Regions from separate parts of the Homo sapiens genome. Here region 1 is linked to region 2. Evidence: chromatin loops called from intact Hi-C (ENCODE). Cell type or tissue: spleen. All regions are shown on one strand. Each heading gives the region's core, and the rest is flanking DNA. Links, peaks and the distances in the headings are about the cores only. Region 1 overlaps RARS1 (arginyl-tRNA synthetase 1). Region 2 overlaps PANK3 (pantothenate kinase 3).

The links. A loop is a pair of places that touch in the nucleus more often than their neighbours do. Peaks named below come from ENCODE experiments on the same cell type or tissue, not always from the same donor. Only the 100,000 strongest peaks of a DNase experiment are listed, where the experiment ranks them.
Region 1: it touches region 2 in a loop (2.9-fold over the local background); 53 of 110 quality-filtered maps call a loop at or near these places.

Annotation. Positions count from the first base shown.
Region 1 is chr5:168,493,616-168,496,115 of GRCh38, reverse strand. RARS1 (arginyl-tRNA synthetase 1) reads right to left here. Exons shown (of 15, transcript NM_002887.4): 4 at 2,114-2,222; 5 at 1,466-1,566; 6 at 680-801. Among named protein-coding and RNA genes, the nearest start is that of RARS1, 8.4 kb to the right of the region's middle. In spleen, for the core only: no CTCF peak of the experiment used is centred there; no DNase peak of the experiment used is centred there.
Region 2 is chr5:168,559,649-168,569,679 of GRCh38, reverse strand. PANK3 (pantothenate kinase 3) reads left to right here. Exons shown (of 7, transcript NM_024594.4): 2 at 682-1,034; 3 at 3,414-3,667; 4 at 5,615-5,791; 5 at 8,164-8,287. It overlaps MIR103A1 (microRNA 103a-1), which reads left to right and starts at 8,707; the gene lies at 8,707-8,784. It overlaps MIR103B1 (microRNA 103b-1), which reads right to left and starts at 8,776; the gene lies at 8,715-8,776. In spleen, for the core only: no CTCF peak of the experiment used is centred there; no DNase peak of the experiment used is centred there; H3K27ac peaks cover 412 bases.

The sequences.
Region 1 (2,500 bases), core at 1-2,500, 70 kb after region 2:
AGCCACCGTGCCTGGCCTAACACTTACTGTTATAGTCTCCCTTCTTTGTCTAGCTTCTTCACAGTAAGTAACCAGAGTAATCTTTAATTTGTATTATTTAAAAATTTTTATTTCTTTAAAAATATAAAAAATAGAGACAGGTTCTTGCTATGTTGCCCAAGCTGGCCTAGAACTCCTGGCCTCTAGTGATCCTCCCACCTTGGCCTACCAAAGTGCTGGAATTATAGGTGTGAGCCATGGTACCCAGGCTAATCTTTAATTTGATCACCCTGCTTCACAAACTAAAACTCTCTAATAGCTTCCCAGTACACTTAGAATAAAATCTCAATTGCCTCTCACAGCTTACAAGGCCCAAAACAACCTGTTTCTTTACTACTTCTCTCCCTGCTAGGATATAAACCCATTGCATACAAGAGGTCCTCAAGAAACATGTGTAGAATGAAGGAGTTTTGTCCTTGGTTCCACTAAGAGTCTAAAAAAATAAAATAGTAAAAAAGGTTCAGAGGAAAGGCTCAGGACATATTTTAAAAGCTTACTGGGTGGTTGTAAAGAAGAACTAAGCTGATGAACCACTGATTTAGTCGAATGTTCTTTCTTGAGTGAGATATTCCATGTTCTATAGAATTTTCCAAACAAGAAAATAAGGAAAGAGAATAGTACGCAAGGCAAGAGCACATACCTGAGCACGTCATACCCTGCAAATTCAAAGAGGCGGCTTATACTCTCTCCTATGATAGTTGACCTCAGGTGGCCTACATGCATCTCTTTAGCTATATTAGGGGAGGAAAAGTCAACTATAACCTGGGGTAGACAAAAAGAGAAAGGCTGTTAAGAGGGGCATAAACATAAAGAGAGAAAGATTTTTTTAAGAGGAGCATAAACATTTTGTTCCAATGCATTCATTAATAACACATTTAATAACAAACTCAGACTTAAACATTAATTTGGGCCGTAATTCAACCATGTTTGATTTTATGATGGATCTGCTTGTATATTTTTAACTGAAAAAGAATCAAATTCATGTATACAAATTATCCATTCTATTTCAGTGATATCTGTGTATCAATTGGCTACCTCAAATGCCTTGTGGAATTAAGTGAAAAAAAAAAAAAATCACACAACATGCTAGACCCAGGGGAAAGGCTACTTCATAAATGTTCATAATCTCAAATGTGAATGATTAAATTTCAGTATAAAAGTGAAATCCATTCCCGGTTTCAGCACTTTCCATGCAGTTCGTTTTTCTTTTTCTTTTTTAGAGATGAAGTCTCATGATACTGCCCAGGTTGAAGTGCAGTAGCTATTCACAGGTGCGATCACAGCACACCTCAGCCTTGAACTTCTAGGCTCAAGCAATCCTCCTGCTTCAGCCTCCCAAGTAGCTGAGACTATAGGCACATACCACCATGCTTGGTTCCACGCAGTTCTAAGATACTAATATATTAATAGAAGAGTGTACATATACCTTTTTATTCTCTCCCAGAGCAGGTAGTTGAACTCCATTCACTAGAAGACTGGTCAATTGTTCTGATACAAAATCCTTTCTTAAGTGGACATTAATAAAACCTAATGGATAGAAGAGAAAAAATATCAGATACTGTCTTATCTTGAATAATCACTCGCTCCTAAGGATTTGCTCCAGACACTGACCTGGCTCTGGCAAAATTCTTCCGGATTCCAATACCAGTTGTGGCCTTGACTTAAGCTGTCTTGTAAGCTCCTGTCTCACCGTCTACTTCAAGCCTTCACCACTCTCCTGAAACCTTCCTACTTAACTCAGGGCCCTTTCACTTTCAGCAAACAATCTGTTCGCCTCTTAACAGAAAACAGAAGGCCCTTGTGCCGAAGACTTATCTGCCATTATCTATCCTCATTTTGCTGATGAAAAACTGAATCACAGAGAGGCAAAGTAACTCATTCAAGATAAGGCAGCTAAAAGTGGTAGCTGAGTCTAGATTAAAACTTCAATTTCCTATATCACAATCCACAGTGCTTTCACCATCTTGTTCAGTATACAAAGTTTAACCCTGTAATTAAAATGTGTGTTCTTTTTTAACTTCAAAAAGGACTCATGTTCAATACAACTATTAAGAAGGATAACATTATGTCATACCAGGACCAGCAATTTCAACTTTTTCAATACATTCATTGTCTGGGAGGTGTTTGGTAATGTTTTCAGCAATTTCTCTTGGATTAACTTTCTGTTCCTTGGTTTTGAGCATCTACAACACAATATAAAATGATTCATTACACAACAGATTTCAGCAAGTTACTCGCAAATGCACACCTGACAAGGCACGAGATGCATTTTACGTTAAGAACCATCAAAAGGCAGAAGCAGAGAAGTCCAATCACATTATGAATGACAGATTAAAGTATCAATAGTGCCAAGAGGCATAGAAAGTGCCCACACTACATGATCTCTATTTCCAAATACGTTACACACAAATACCTGGAACTATTTTTTTTTTTTTTTTTTTTTGAGATGGAGTCTCGCTCT
Region 2 (10,031 bases), core at 3,675-6,174:
AGATTTTCATGCCCTTAGTGTTGACCTATTTATTGAAAAAAGAATGATCTGAATTTTTTCTCATCCCTGGAGCACATGGTATTTAGTAAATGAAAAGGGGTTGCCTACCAGGCCAGGAATTAAAAGATCCTGGGTCAACTCTAAGCACCCTATACGTTTTTAGAAAATATATTAATAAAACTTTGAAGGGCCGAGCGCGGTGGCTCACGCCTGCAATCCCAGCACTTTGGGAGGCAGAGGCAGGCGGATCACAAGGTCAGGAGATCGAGACCATCCTGGCTAACACGGTGAAACCCCGTCTCTACTAAAAATACAAAAAAAAAAAAAATTAGGCAGGCGTGGTGGTGGGCACCTGTAGTCCCAGCTACTCGGGAGGCTGAGGCAGGAGAATGGCGTGAACCCGGGAGGCGGAGTTTGCAGTGAGCCAAGATCGCGCCACTGCACTCCAGCCTGGGCAACAGAGCGAGACTCCATCTCAAAAAAAAAAAAAAAAAAAAAACTTTGAAGGGAAAAAGGTAAGTTCCACATGGAACATGTGTCTTACCCAATACATATTATTGCCTGAATGCATGATTCAGAGTAAATGAAGTTTGTGGCTAACTGGTTTTTAATTTGTGTTTCTAAAATGGATATATATATATATATATATTTTTTTTTTTTTTTTTTTTTTTCCTCCCATAGCTTTCCCATGGTTTGGCATGGACATTGGGGGAACTCTAGTAAAGCTCTCGTACTTTGAACCTATTGATATCACAGCAGAGGAAGAGCAAGAAGAAGTTGAGAGTTTAAAAAGTATTCGGAAATATTTGACTTCTAACGTGGCATATGGATCCACCGGCATTCGGGATGTACACCTTGAACTGAAAGATTTAACACTTTTTGGCCGAAGAGGGAACTTGCACTTTATCAGGTTTCCAACCCAGGACCTGCCTACTTTTATCCAAATGGGAAGAGATAAAAACTTCTCAACATTGCAGACGGTGCTATGTGCTACAGGAGGTGGTGCTTACAAGTTTGAAAAAGATTTTCGCACAGTAGGTATCTTTTACTCAAAACTGAAAATTGATACCTGTTTTTAAATATGAGAGTAGGTTTCCATCTAGCATGTTCCTTAATTCTCCCTGCACATGCAGTGGGAAATATGTATCCATGGTTGCCTTTCACTTGGGGCGTTTTAAACACGTTTATGAGATGAGTAAAAATTGCCCGGATTTGGTCATGTTGTTGCACATAATATTTGGTAAAACTTGTTTAGGGCTGTACTACAAAGCTACAATAAAAAGGGGATTTGGGGACTTTAATGAATTTGGCAGTGTACAAAGCCAGATATAAATGAAGCTTGAATTATTTTCACTATTGTCCTACATTTACATGGTTTTTGGAATATTACTTATTCAAATAATATTAATCTTCCAGGGCCATCTCCTTCCCAAACCCTAAGTCTGGAAACCAATGTCTTTTGGTTAGTATAATGGACACCTGAATGAAAATCTGTTACCCTTTTTTTTCTGTTTTTATGCTGTTAATCCTGCCATGTTCCTGTGTCAAATGGGGTGATTTGAATGGATCTGGCAGGAGAACTATGAGTATTGGTTTGAGTTATGTGCTGTTAGCAGTTTGCCATCTTCTAGTCTTTTCCATTAGAATGAGAGTTCAAAGAGTGGTTTGCCAAGCTTCTAGTCTTTTCTATTAGAATAAAGAATGGCTCTGTTTAGGACCACTGAAATTTGTTTTTCTTGAAAATGTAAATGTGAATAATTTAATTTCTGAAAATCATAAGAAAATACTGTTAATGGAATATAAAGGCTGACGTGGGAGGATCACTTGAGGCTAGGAGTTGGAGACCAGCCTGGGCAATATAGTGGGACCCCGTCTCTACAAAAAATAAAAAAATTAGCTCAGCATAGTGGCCTGTGCTTGTAGTCCCAGCCACTCAAGAGGCTGATGAAGTGGGAGGATTGCTTGAGCTCTTGAGATTGAGGCTGCAGTGAGCTGTGATTGAGCCATTGCACTCCAGCATGGGTGACAGTGAGACCCTGTCTCAGAAGGAATATAAATAACTTAAATGGCTCATAGAAGCGAGACCCATATAATTTGAGGTAAAGATCTGTAGTACTGTATGAAAAGAGGTGCCTTGGGAACACAGAGGAGTAACAACAGCTAGAGAGTTGAAGAGGTTCCCAGAGGAAGTGATATCTAAGCTGCAATGTTTTATAAACGGTGTCTTATAATACGCTTTTTACTAACCTGAAATGATGAATGTAATCATTTCAAACTAGTACTCAAACTATAATATAAAGACAGGAGATTAAGGTATCAGTTATTAATCAGAAATTAATCTATCCGTGGGTAGATTAACAAACAGTATGATCATTCCAGAGGACATCATGAAGTAGTTATATGCTTGCACCTATGCATAGATTGATCATGAATACCAAAGCTACACATGCCAGATTGATATGGTATGTTCTGTTGGAAAATAAGATACCATAAATGGCATTGCTGTTGGTGACATGACCCTCCAACATGCTAAACAAACACTTGGTAAAATTCCAAACAGTAAGAAGTACAATTTTCCCTTGCTTTATGTGGTGGTTCAATTCCTAGCAAATTTAGTATATATTTAAAACTACGTGGGTTGGGCACAGTGGCTCACGCCTGTAATTCCAGCACTTTGGGAAGCCAAGGTGGGCGGATCACTTGAGGTTAGGAGCTGGAGACCAGCCTGACCAATGATGGTGAAACCTCATCTCTACTAAAAATACAAAAATTAGCCAGGCGTGGTGGCGGGCGCCTGCAATCCCAGCTACTTGAGAGGCTGAGGCGGAGAATCGCTTGAACCCACGAGGTGGAGGTTGCAGTGAGCCGAGATCATGCCACTGTACTCCAGCCTGAGTGACAGAGCTAGACTCTGTCTCAAAAATGAATGAATGAATGAATGAATGGAGTGACTGAATCCATAGGACGAATACTTTTGTATTTGTATACACAGACAGATAGGTAAAATAACTTTGTTATTCTCTAGCCTCAGATAATTATAAATAATTTTCCTACTGCCACTATAAAAATGACTGGCAGAACACTCAAAGATAATGCATAGATGGGATAATTTTTTGGTCTGCAGAAATGTCACACCCATTAAAGATGTCTGGCATCACAAGTCCCTGCCCACTAAATGTCAGTTTGGTCCTTCCTTCCTCCCCATCATTTAGAAAACTAGCAGTGAGGTGATACCACCCTCACTGAGGACCAGTGGACTAGATGAAATCCCGAAAGAGATTCTGACATGAAACAAAATGAAAATGTGGGGGTCATAGACCATTTTTAATTTTTGTAAAGTAATACAGGAAAATCATATAGTTGAGTGTTTTTGAATGTCATCCTTTTTTGTTTTTGTTTGTTTGTTTTAACAGATTGGAAACCTCCACCTGCACAAACTGGATGAACTTGACTGCCTTGTAAAGGGCTTGCTGTATATAGACTCTGTCAGTTTCAATGGACAAGCCGAGTGCTATTATTTTGCTAATGCCTCAGAACCTGAGCGATGCCAAAAGATGCCTTTTAACCTGGATGATCCCTATCCACTGCTTGTAGTGAACATTGGCTCAGGAGTCAGTATTTTAGCAGTCCATTCCAAAGACAACTATAAACGAGTGACTGGGACAAGGTAGTGACCTTTTTGGTTGTATTGCTGCATTCACATTGTTTTATACACAGAAGTTATGAAATCAGTATAATAATGTCATTTTCACCAGTAAAAGAGCATGTATTTGCACAACAGCAAAAAAAAAAAATATATATATATATATATTTTTTTTTTTTAAGTGAAAGAGGGTGCCATGTTGCCCAGGCTGCTCTTGAACTTCTGAGCTCAAGCAATCTGCCTGTCTCGGCCTCCCAAAGTACTGGGATTACAGGCATGAGCCACTGCTCCCAGCCAACAGATAATGTATTTTTATAAGATGTGTATGTCAAGACTCAAACTGAAATTATTAAATGTTTATTAGTCAGCATCAGTTGGGATCAAAATTTCCATAATGGTAAAGTGAATTTTTATCTAGAATGAGTCTGGTAACGTTTTTTCTAGAATTTAACTGGAGCATTTACTTGGAAGCAACAGTGTTCTATTGATTTTAAACTTTATTATGTTTATATTTTGTTCTTTTTTCCAAAGCATTTTTCTTCTTTACCTATTTTTTGACTTTTTAATGGATATTAATATATGTAAACCCTTAAACTGCAGTACTGGGGAACATTGTAATTTATTCTTATAGGATGAATTAATGTGATTTCTTTTTGTGATAACATTAATGTTCCCAAATAGCCCACATACTTTTCTGTAATACCTGAAATACGAATGAGAAATAAGATATAAAACTCATGATTCTTTTATGTATTTTATCAACTTTTACAGAGAGGTGAAGATTCCAGTTTAAGGAAGAAAGATTTTCAAATACTTTAGATTAATTTGTGAAAAAAACTCATTTTAATTTTAAAGTAGTAATTCTGTTTAAATTATACTTAATTAGTACTTTATTTTTATGGTGGTTAAAAGTTCACCTCTGTTGTAATTCTCTATGCCAAAGAATTGTACACTGCTATTGCCTTCTTCGGTTAACTCTAAAAGAAGTTCAGTCTGTTAACTAAATCCAACAGTGATTCAGGGGTAGAACTTGCTAGAAATTTAGATGAGACTAGGGAGCAAAGGTTTACAGTTTAGGAATTAGATATGATTTCATTCTGTGAGCATATCCAGAAGAATAATAGAAGCAAATAAATTTCTGTAATTGACATGTTGGCCAGCTGGACATAAATTTACTCATTGTATTTATGTGTAGGTCATGTGAAATATTAGTGTATCATATTGAATTGATTTCATCCATGTCAGGCCAAGTAAAGAAGCCTTTCCCAAAATCATTTCTTGGAAACGATTTAAAATTACAAAGATGGGCATGGTAGTTCATGCCTGTAATTCTAACACTTTGGGAGGCCAAAGTGGAGGATTGCTTGAGACCAGGAGTTAAGACCAGCCTGGGAAACATAGTGAGACCCCCATCTCTACAAAAATATATACATATATATTAGTCCAGTGTGGTAGTGTGCATTGTAGTCTAGCTGCTGCGGAGGCTGGAACAGGAAGATTGCTTGAGCCCAGGAGTTCAAGGATACATTAGGCTATGATCATGGTCACTGCACTCCAGCCTGAGGGACAGAGTGAGACCTTGTCTCAAAAGAAAAATTACAGATTTTCTCTTTGTAATTAATATGGTACTGATTTTTAACATTTATTCCTTTTTAATGCACACACAACAATTTATCTTTGGTAACTACAGAGTGTAAGGTATTAGGTGAAGACTTTGGGAGAGATTTAATAGGTCTTTCCTTTCCTCATGTTTCCACCAAGTGATTTTTTTCTTTGGTTTATTCTTTGATCTAACAAGTTTGGTTTTACTAAACAATTTTTGTTGCCTTCGTTATGTTATTTCAGCACTCAGCATTAGTCATAGGTTTTTTTTCTGTGTGTTCATTGAATACATGAATGATCCACCCTTTTACTTTAGAGAAAGAATATAATGTATAAATGCAACTTAGCAAGTTTCTTTATTTTCTTTAGCCTTGGAGGGGGTACCTTTCTGGGTTTATGCAGTTTATTGACTGGCTGTGAAAGTTTTGAAGAGGCTCTTGAAATGGCATCCAAAGGTGATAGCACACAAGCTGACAAGCTGGTCCGTGATATTTATGGAGGAGATTATGAAAGATTTGGTTTGCCAGGTTGGGCTGTAGCATCTAGGTAAGTTTAACATTTGTGTTATTTAAGTTACAGAAGTTAAGTAATTCAAGTTGCTTATGTTTTTGGAAAGCAATGTAACAGAAAGTTGTAAGGGTGCTTTCTCTTATCCAGTTTAGGTTCCAAGTTTTGAACATTGATGTCATTTAAAAATTAAGTATACATTAAGAAGTTTACCCTGAGTGCACCTTGTAAGAAACTTTTTTTTTTTTAATTTTTGAGTGTCTTTCCAGTGTTTATGCAAATACAAATACATATTTTTACTTTTCTCCCCATATACAAAAGGTAATCTACCATTATATGGCATACTATATATACTCTAAAGTATCCATATAGAAATCTTTACATGTTGTTGACCTTATTTTATACAGGTGTAGGATAAATTCCCAAAAGTTGGATTGCAAATGCATTTTTGAGATATTGTTAATTATGCAAAAGAGCGGTACTGTTTTTCACTCTCACCAGCGGTAAATGAAAGTGCCTGTTTCACCAGTAGAGTGCTAACTTTTGCATTTTTGCTAATCAGATGGAGAAGTGGTATCTTAATGTAATTTTAATTTACATTTCTCCTACCAACACTGGGGTTAAGAGCCTTGCATATTTTATTTTCTGTGAGTTATTGTTCATGTTCTACTTTTCTGTTGGATTGTTATACAGTTGAATTTATCAGTCTTTTCTTTTATGGCTTCTGGATATTGATTCATAGTAAGTAAGTCTTCTACATTCCAAATATATAAAGGAATAAACCCTTATTTTCTTCTGATATGTTAATGGTGGTATTTTTATACTTAAATCTTTGATTTACTTATAGTTTATCTTAGGGTATTTTGTGAGTTACAGATCATGCTTTCATTTTTCAGGTTTTTTGTTTTTTTTTCCAGAAGGCCCTAATGTCTAATAATCCATCTTTATTTCACTGATTTGAGATGGCTTTTTTACATATGCTGGCTTTTCATTCTGTTGATGTACCAGCATTATACTTTCAGCTTTATAGAGGCATAAAAAGTATGTTTTAATCTCTAGAAGGGCTAGTTTCACTCCTTTGCTTGATTTTCTGTATGAACTTGGCAAACATTTTCTCTATTACAAAAATGTTTTTGGAATCTCAGTAAGTTTACATATTAACTTAGGGACAAATGATATCTTTATAGTAAGTCTTGCTGTTGAAGAACTTAGCTTGTCTGTTTGTTTAAGGCTACTTTTGTGCCTTTCACACATTTAAAAAGGCCTCTCCAAATATGTCCATACATGGCTTTTTAAATTGATTCCTAAATATTTTAAATTTACTGTTCTGTTGTTTATCAGTCTTGTCTCCCATTATGCTTCCTAACCATTGTTGCTTGTGCACCCCAAGTTCTTTGTCAGGGAATCCAGTGCCCTTTGATAGTGGACTTTGTCTCACTCTTCAGTAATATCTCCTGCCTCTCCCTTGCATAGACGCTTCACTCCGACCAAACATCTTGTGATTTCATAGATGTTTTCATTTCTCATTTCTGTGTGCCTTTAACCTTTAGTTGCCTCTGCCTAAGATTTTTCTTCTCATTTTTTCTGGCTTTTTCTGGTCCTTTTGCTCTGAAAGCCCTGCCTCATACCTTCTTAACTTTTTTCTCTTACCACTGTAATAAAAGATATTTTTTTGTTTGTATTTCCAAGGTTAGCCTTTGTTTGGGGTTAGCCTTTGTTTGGATTTTTTCCCTGTTACTGTTAGCGCTTCTCTTGCTGTCTTTTGTATGTAGGCCTGCATTGTCCATTACAGTAGCCTCTAGCCACGTAAGGCACTTGGCTTATGAGTGCCACATGTTGAATTGATGATATTTGGATATATTGGCTTAAATGAAATGTACAATTAAAATTAATTTCACTTGTTTATTTTTACCTTTTTAATGTGGCTAATAGAACATATATGAAATTATATATTACTCGTATTTTATTTCTATTGGACAGTGCTGCACTAGACTAATTCACTGTTTGAGGGACTATCTGTCTCCAGCACAAAGCTTGGTATGTCATAAATGTTTCTTGTGACTGAATGAAAAAGAATTTGAAGTTAAAGCTGAGATACTTTTGGAAACATTTTGTAATTTTGGCTAATTTGTTTTGAATCAGGTTTAAGTGAAGATATTTTGGTAATCTTTGCTTTCTTATAATAACTAACTATGCTTTTTTTGAGATGTCATTTTAACCTTAATTCTTTGAAAGGTATTACTTTACTCTTGCATAGATTTTTTTTGTTAGTTTGTTTTGATCTTATCCCTATGTGTTTCTACTTTTTGGTCCTAATTTTATAAAAATATCCAGGTTGTAGATATATCTGTTAATACGTAAAATGTTGCTTTTTATCAGCAGATTTGACTTTATTTTTCATTTTTCTGCAGTTTTGGGAATATGATTTATAAGGAGAAGCGAGAATCTGTTAGTAAAGAAGATCTGGCAAGAGCTACTTTAGTTACTATCACCAATAACATTGGTTCTGTGGCACGAATGTGTGCTGTTAATGAGGTAAAAAAACAAAAAACACAAAACTTGAATTATCAAAAATGTGAATTGGAGTCCTATATACACCTAGCAGGGCTTCTTCACTTTCCCTAAGGAGGCCTCTGGGATTGAGATGTAACCCATTAAATGCCAAGACTCATTAGGTATATATGTTACGTATCCAGTTGCTATATTACTTTTAAAGAAAGTAGCAGATAATTCAAATTGAAATAGGAGAAATTTATTCAGAATTTTTTTTCAGAAAAACACAACCTAAATCCCTTGAGGATGTAAAAGAAAGTTCTAAGCATAAGACATTTTGAGATACTTTGTGAAAGCATTTTTTTTAGTCTTAATTTTGCATTTGGAAGGCAGCTATGCTCACCACTATACCACCAGTGCTTAATGTTGCATTTGATTAGTGAAATTCTTGGAAGTTTTCTTACTGCCCTCGGCTTCTTTACAGTGCTGCCTTGTTGCATATGGATCAAGCAGCATTGTACAGGGCTATGAAGGCATTGAGACCTGTTCTTCATGATATTTGAGTGGTGTTTATTGTTACAAGAAAAGTGTGAAAAGGATATACTGTTAGATTGACCATATAGTTGGGATTCTTTGTTTGGAAGAGAATATATATATTTAATTCTAGCTTCCTTATATAATAATAGATATATTTGCCCGTTTAATTTTTATAAATATCAAATACTTTAAATGGATTGGGAAGTACGCTTTTCGAAGGAACCCTTCATTTGTTCATTCATTCATTTATTCATTGAGTAAATATTTACTGATTACCAGATGCCAGACATCGTTCTGGGTATTTGGAACATATTAATGAAGAAAACAAAGATCTGGCTTTGTGGAGCTTGCATTCATTCTAGTGACATATTAAGTAAATTGTGTAGTGTGTATTAGGTGATAAGTGCTATTTTTTTAAAAAGAGACCATCAAACAGGATAAAGAGGATTGGGAATAGGGCAGAGAGTGGTAGAGGACAAATTGCTAAGTAATTGAGTGGTTAAAGGAAAGCTTTATTGAAAATGTGATTCTTAGGCAGAGGTTTGAAGGAGGTGAGGGGGAAACTGTGCATGTAGACATTTTGGGGAGAAAGCTTCCAGCAGAGAGAACAAATATGCAAATCCTCTGAATTATTCTGTATTTAAATCCAGAACTTGGTCTCATCAGTTTTTTAATAACTTAGAAACTTAAGTGTTAGTTGGTTGATGGAGTTACTAGTAGACCATGTTGGGAGCTGACAACAATTTGAGACCTTTATTCTTAGCCCTTTATGTCTAAATTTCCACTGACCAATTGAGTTAACAATAATTTAGGCCATGGTTTACAGTATCCCAACTTATGTACAAAGATTTCTACTCAAAAGTCAGTATAGTGTGAGAGTCGAAATAAGTTTTCTGGTGATTCAAACACCAGTTCCCCTTTGTAAGATTTCCTAATCATAGAGATAATCTAAGAAACCAAATTAGTGTGGAATCTTTGCAGAGAGAGAATGATTTGATGAATCAGGCAGGGGACGGAGAAAGAATGCTAGAATCCTAGGGGAATGCACATGCCAGTACCCCAGTCAGTATTACTCTCCAATTCTGTAGAATCCACAGTTGCATGTCATTGTTCAACATGCATTGCAATGTGTGGGCCAAGTTTGCTACTTATCAACTAAATGCATTTTATAGTACTTACCATGTTTTGATTTTTTTTTTTAATCACATCAGTAATGTGTCTCCAAATGACTTTGTAAGGGGGCTATTTA